Linked DNA regions of Homo sapiens: region 1 is linked to region 2. Evidence: chromatin contacts called from ENCODE Hi-C or POLR2A ChIA-PET data. All regions are on one chromosome and are shown on one strand. The core of a region is the stretch at or near the end of the contact, and the rest is flanking DNA. Distances in the headings are between cores, read along the strand shown. Region 1 holds the start of FLAD1 (flavin adenine dinucleotide synthetase 1). Region 2 holds the start of RPS27 (ribosomal protein S27).

The links. A loop is a pair of places that touch in the nucleus more often than their neighbours do. ChIA-PET counts read pairs that join two places held with the same protein, here RNA polymerase II (POLR2A). Pooled maps may share reads with other maps.
Region 1: a loop to region 2 is called in a pooled map, with 2.9 times the contacts of the local background. The contact joins the promoter of FLAD1 here to the promoter of RPS27 in region 2. A Hi-C loop is called at or near these places in 6 of 50 pooled maps. POLR2A ChIA-PET finds 5 or more read pairs at or near these places in 2 of 52 experiments (BJ and activated B cell).

The regions. Positions count from the first base shown.
Region 1 is chr1:154,982,029-154,985,544 of GRCh38, forward strand. FLAD1 (flavin adenine dinucleotide synthetase 1) reads left to right here and starts at 1,316. Exons shown (of 7, transcript NM_025207.5): 1 at 1,316-2,038. The coding sequence starts at 1,667. RefSeq lists an enhancer at 569-1,166 and a silencer at 1,049-1,228.
Region 2 is chr1:153,988,829-153,992,011 of GRCh38, forward strand. It overlaps RPS27 (ribosomal protein S27), which reads left to right and starts at 1,934. Exons shown (of 4, transcript NM_001030.6): 1 at 1,934-1,974; 2 at 2,287-2,395; 3 at 2,738-2,848. The coding sequence starts at 1,969. It also overlaps a transcript of RAB13 not described here. RefSeq lists enhancers at 1,659-2,858, 1,815-2,174, 1,872-2,852.

The DNA of each region.
Region 1 (3,516 bases), core at 66-2,565, 990 kb after region 2:
GGTTTTGAAGAGTAAAATTTGGCAAGGTGTGGTTTACCAGTCCTACAAAGAATGAATTCGGCCCGGCGCGGTGGCTCACGCCTGTAATCACAGCACTTTGGGAGGCCGAGGCGGGCGGATCACGAGGTCAGGAGATCGAGACCATGCTGGCTAACACAGTGAAACCCCGTCTCTACTAAAAAAAAAATGAAAATAAAAAAATTTTTAAAAAAAAGCCGGGCATGGTGGCGGGCGCCTGTAGTCCCAGCTACTCGGGAGGCTGAGGCAGGAGAATGGCGTGAACCCGGGAGGCGGAGCTTGCAGTGAGCCGAGATCGCGCCACTGCACTCCAGCCTGGGTGACAGAGGGAGACTCCGTCTCAAAAAAACAAAGAATGAATTCGGGCCCTTACCATTCAAAATGTAGTCCATAGAGCAGTGGGATCACCATCACATGGGAACTAGCTAAATGCAGATCTCAGGCCCCACCCAAACCTACTGAATCAATCTGCATATGAAAAGATCCCCAGATTATTGTTGGAAAAAAGTTTAAGATGTACTTTTAGAACAAAGGCAACTGAAATGGGGGTAAGCTCGGATGATGTGAGGATCCAGAGTAAACATGTAAGGCACTCCCTATTCGCTGCCTCATTTGCACCTACAAGACCAATTACTGGGAAAGGTCATTTGAACTAAGCACCATCTGGAGCAAGGTGGAGGAAGAGAGGGTTTTTGGACTCTTTCTTGTCAAAGAGATTTAAGTAATTCGTTTTGTCTACTATACTAGAGATAAATTAAGGTTCCACACATCAAAAGCTCACCTACTCCAGGGTCTTCATATCCGACAGACAGTGGTAATAATCTTTCTCGGTGTCCCTCCAACTTCCTTCTGCTATAAATAAGATGCTTTCTCACTCCAGTAAAAGCCCTTAGCCTAGTGTTAGAGTCACGGTGAATGAAAACAGCTTAAACCATGGCTAACTGACCCATTAAACAAAACAAAACAAAGCAACACATGCATAACAATTATTTGAATCCAGCACCAGAAACTCCCCGAGGGCCTTACAGCACCTTTAACTACGGCTCCTTTCCCGCCCTAAACTCCCGAGGTCCCGCCCCCGACCGTGGGCTAAGGTCCGGCCCCCGTATTTCCGGGCGAGAAGTGACCACGTGGTTGTCGCCTATAACAATCCGGCCCTGCTCCCATCCACTGGCTAAAGCCTGAGAGCGACAGTTGAATACACCAATGGGACCCTGGAAGAGTCTAAGCGACAGCCAAAATCACCATTCAATGTCAGCTAGGTGCAAGGCGGGACTTTAAGTACGGAAGCTGCCCCGGGACATGAGGAAAGGAACAAGGGAAAGAGCCGGTGAAGGGGCAGAACAGGCAGGTGAGAGTCTAAGAGGGCTCAGTAATCTGAAGCTTGGTGGGAAGAAGGGATTCTGGGCTAGAAAGGGTGCAGAAGCCTGAAGTAGAAAGAGACGGGATTTTGGTCCGGGGTGGAGAGCGAATGCATTGAAAAGGGCCAAGGCCCAGGATAAGGTAGACATTTAAAGGGGTACGGATGCCCAAGGTAGAGCAGACACTTGAGGAGACCAGCTCAGCAAACGGAAGACACTTAAAGTGGTAGGTTCTCAAGAGAGAAGAAGTTTTTAAGACTAGAGCTAAGCAAGACATTTAAAAGGACATGGGTTGGGATTTGGGAACACGTTTATTCCAGAGGCAGGAACAAAGGAGTCGCTTGTCAAGGATCTGGTTAGAGAAGACTAGGGTCTTCCTCGAAGGAAGCACGCGCACGCCTGCTCTCCCCCATTGTCTTTTCTGGCTTCTCCAGGTTCCCTCGACCCAGGACCCCCTGTTCCCAGGCTATGGCCCCCAGTGCCCTGTAGACCTGGCAGGCCCCCCGTGCTTGCGACCCCTATTTGGGGGTCTGGGTGGCTACTGGAGGGCCTTGCAGAGGGGCAGAGAAGGCAGGACCATGACATCTAGGGCCTCTGAACTTTCTCCGGGGCGCAGCGTGACGGCTGGCATCATCATTGTTGGAGATGAGATCCTTAAGGTGTGTCTGGGACAGAAAAGGGGGGAGGGCGCTGCGTTCTCCTGTCCTTAAGGGCCTGCTGCACATCCCTCCATGGAAGGAGGTGAAACAGGGTGGGAGCCTCTTTGCTGCAGTAGGATCCTGGAGTGAATCCAGCATATTGGAGGAAAATTAACCCTCATTCTTTCAATTACTCTACTGAAAAACTTGTAGCAAAGTCCCTACAATTTTTCAACCTGAGAGAGCTGATTGAAAAAAAGAAAAATAAAAAGGTCATTGCAATTTACCAAGCAGTATGGTAGAGGGCAGAGGAGCTACACAACAATGACAGGAAGCCCCTCGAGTAGAGGAGGTACAGGTGTGTGTATTGTATATTTAAGAGTTTTGGCCGGGTGCGGTGGCTCACGCATGTAATCCCAGCACTTTGGGAGGCCGAGGCGGGTGGATCACGAGTTCAGGAGTTCGAGACCAGCCTCAACATGGAGAAACCCCATCTCTACTAAAAATACAAAATTAGCCAGGCGTGGTGGTGCATGCCTGTAATCCCAGCTACTTGGCAGGCTGAGGCAGGAGAATTGCTTGAACGTGGGAGGCGGAGGTTGCAGTGAGCTGAGATCGTGCCATTGCACTCCAGCCTGGGCAACAAGAGCGAAACTCCGTCTCAAAAAAAAAAAAAAAAAAAAGAGTTTTACCCAGCCTTTTTGGAAATGACTCAAGGTACTCAGCGTAGTGGATAAGTGAGCTAGAAGGAAGGTACTAGAAGGGATGAATCCCCTCCGAATGATCAGGAAAGTCTTACTAGAGGACATAACAGATGACACGGGTTTTTTTGTTTTTGAGACAAGATTTTGCTCTGTCACCTAGGCTGGAGTGCAGTGGCACAGTCACAGCTCACTGAAGCCTCCATCTTCCAGGCTCAAGCAGTCCTCCTGCCTCAGCATCTGGAGTTGCTGTGACTACAGGTGTTAGCCGCCACACCTGGCTAATTTTTTTTTTTTTTTTTTTTTTTTTTTTTTTTTCAGAAACGGTCTCACTATGTTGCCCAGGCTGGTCTCAAACTCCTGGGCTCAAGCAATCCTCCCACACCTTGCTGGGATTATAGGCATGAACCACTGAGCTTGGCCAAATGTCAAGTTTTAATAATAATCTTTTTTAATATTCTTTGTAAATTTGTGTTTTTTTTGTTTTTTTTGTTTTTTTTTTTTAGATAGTCTCACTCTGTTGCCCAGGCTGGAGTGCATTGGTGGGATCTCAGCTGACTGCACCTCCACCTCTCGCGTTCAAGCAGTTCTCATGCCTCAGCCACCCGAGTAGTTGGGATTACAGGCATGAGCCACTGCACTCAGCCTTAATAGACCCTTTTTTTTTTTTTAGACAGAGTCTTGTTCTGTTGCCCAGGTTGGAGTGCAGTGGCGTGATCAATTTTGGCTCACTGCAACCTCCACCTCCCAGGTTCAAGCAATTCTCCTGTCTCAGCCTCCCAAGTGGCTGGGACTACA
Region 2 (3,183 bases), core at 684-3,183:
CTCGAACTCCCGACCTCAGGTGATCCACCCACCTCTGCCTCCCAAAGGCCTGGGATTACAGGCGTGAGCCACTGCGCCCAACCTTTGTTTTTACTTTTATTTTATTTTTTGAGACAAAGTTTTGCTCGTCACCCAGGCAGAAGTGCAATGGCTCAATCTCTGGTCACTGCAACCTCCGCCTCTTGGGTTCAAGCGATTCTCCAGCCTCAGCTTCCCGAGTAGCTGGGATTACAGGCGCCTGCCACGACGCCCAGCTAAATTTTTTTTTTTTTTTTTTTTTTTTAGTCGAGACGGGGTTTCACCATGTTGGCCACGCTGGTCTCGAACTCCCGACGTCACGTGATCCGCCCGCCTCAGCCTCCCAAAGTGCTGGGATTACAGGCCTGAGCCACCGCGACCGGCAAAGAAAAAATTATTATTATTATTATTATTATTATTTGAGACGGAGTCTCGCTCTGTCGCCCAGGCTGCAGTGCAGCGGCGCGATCTCCGCTCACTGCAAGCTCCGCCTCCCGGGTTCACGCCATTCTCCTGTCTCAGCCTCCCGAGTAGCTGGGACTACAGGCGCCCGCCACCGCGCCCGGCTAATTTTTTGTATTTTTAGTAGAGGCGGGGTTTCACCGTGCTAGCCAGGATGGTCTCGATCTCCTAACCTCGTGATCCACCCGCCTCGGCCTCCCAAAGTGCTGGGATTACAGGCGTGAGCCACGGCGCCCGGGCAAGAAAAAATTATTCAAGGGAGTCTCTCTCGAGCCTATTCTGGCTGCCTATAAAAAATTAAAGGCCGGACGCGGTGTCTCACGCCTGTATTCTCAGCACTTTGGGAGACCGAGGCAGGTGGATCACGTGAGGTCGGGAGTTCAATACCAGCTTGGCCAACATGGTGAAACCCCGTCTCTACTAAAAATACAAAATTAGCCGGGCATGGTGCCGCATGCCTGTAATCCCAGCTACTCGGGAGGCTGAGGCAGGAGAATCGCTTGAACGCGGGAGGCGGAGGTTGTGGTGAGCCGAGATGGCGCCATCACACTACAGCCTGGGCAACAAGAGCAAAACTGTGTCTAAAAAAAAAATAAAAATAAAAATAAAAAAAAAGAAGGCATCTTTCACTTATCCCCATCACCTTCCGTGTCCATGCTTGTCCCTTCTCAAGCTAAACTATTCAATCTCTTTTTGTCCATTCTCTCACCTCTCATTATCTCCTTGAGTCTTCCCTATTTCTTTTCACTGACCAAACCATGTCTCCCCTGTTTATTTATTTATTTAAGACAGAGTCTTGTTCTGTCACCCAGGCTGGAGTGGATCTCGGCTCACTGTACTTCCGCCTCCCAGGTTCATGCGATTCTCCTGCCTCAGCCTCCAGAGTAGCTGGGATTACAGGCACACGCCACCACGCCTGGCTAATTTTCGTATTTTTAGTAGAGACGGGGTTTCACTATGTTGGCCAGGCTGGTCTTGAACTGCTGACCTCAGGTGATCCACCCGCCTTGGCCTCCCTAAGTGCTGGGATTACAGGCATGAGCCACTGCGCCCGGCCTAAACTGTTAAATTAAACCAATAGAAAAAGAGTTAAGAATATAGGTATTTAAAAAATAGGACGGAAGTCCTGGATATGGCTCCTTCTCCCTGGTGTTTTCCTCAACCTTTCCTATTTATTAGGCTCCAACTGTCAAGGTATGGCACAAAATTTTAAAAGTGTCCATTTATCCCTGGATAGTGATCAAACGCTGACCTCAAATTAGCAAGGTAACCCTCTCAACATGGTGACGCATATGTGTCACAACTAACAGTTAAAGACCTTCCGAAAATGGCAGCTCCCTTGTCTCCCCACTGCGGCGGATCAAAGTAAGACGTTCCAAACATGGTGGCACAAGATCCTTGCGTCATTTCCTGTAGTGTGCTCTATATAAGGGGCAGGATTTCCGCTTTCGCTCCTTTCCGGCGGTGACGACCTACGCACACGAGAACATGCCTGTGAGTGCTTTGGTCCAGGTTTCGGCGGAGATCTCGCTGTTCTGTCCGAACTCTCCCCTCACGCTGATTTCGGATCGTAGAGGGTCCTCATTTACCCTCTGCACTTCTTAGGACATTAACTCCAGGGACCGCAGCGGCCCACGGGCCACCCGCATAGACGGGAGCGGAGAGGAGATAAGATGGCGGCCCAGCTGCGCAGACACCAGGGGCGGCGAGGGGCGAGCTCTCCCCGGTGTGTGACAGTGGGGGCTATTTTCGACCATCCCATTTTCGCTGTTGGTTTCTAAATCTCTGCATTTCTGTCCCTCTTAGCTCGCAAAGGATCTCCTTCATCCCTCTCCAGAAGAGGAGAAGAGGAAACACAAGAAGAAACGCCTGGTGCAGAGCCCCAATTCCTACTTCATGGATGTGAAATGCCCAGGTGAGGAGACGGCTTGCTGTAGTGGGGAAAGCACTGGACCTCAACAGTTGGAAAATGTTGTAGTGTTAGCTGTCTCGTATCCTTGAAGCTGTGCAGCAGCTTCAGTTTCTTCGCCTGTGGAAAATATTTTCCCTGATACTCTTAAAATTTGAATGTATGAGACTGGCAAAGTTTTGCATCTTAGGAGGAGTGATTCATTTCACCGTGATCTCTCATCACATTTCACATACAACCCCTACGTTTTTTTGTGTTGGGAAACAATGTAATGGATGATGAGTTGGGCATAAGTGCAGGAAAGACGGGTGTAATAGAGGAAAAAAATGTTATCTGCTTTTCTTTCAGGATGCTATAAAATCACCACGGTCTTTAGCCATGCACAAACGGTAGTTTTGTGTGTTGGCTGCTCCACTGTCCTCTGCCAGCCTACAGGAGGAAAAGCAAGGCTTACAGAAGGTAAATGGTTTACTAATGTGATTTGGGGCTTTGAGTTTGATTTTTAGAAATGGAAACATTTCTTAGGATTTTTCGGTCTTAACAGTGACAGGGATCATCTATAATGTAAATTTTTAGACAAGAAGTGTTGGATTTGGTTGTTTTAACTAGATACTACCAAAAGCTATGTATTAATCTCAAAGCACTACTGTCTAAAGCGGGGATAAATGGGTGATAAAAGGGCTTAAGTTGATAGGAAGTAACCAGTGATACAAATGCGCAGGTAGCTAAGAGTTGAGAAAAAAGATGTAGCTTTCTGTGGGTGGATCATCATGCATCTGCTTTTTTGGGAGAGG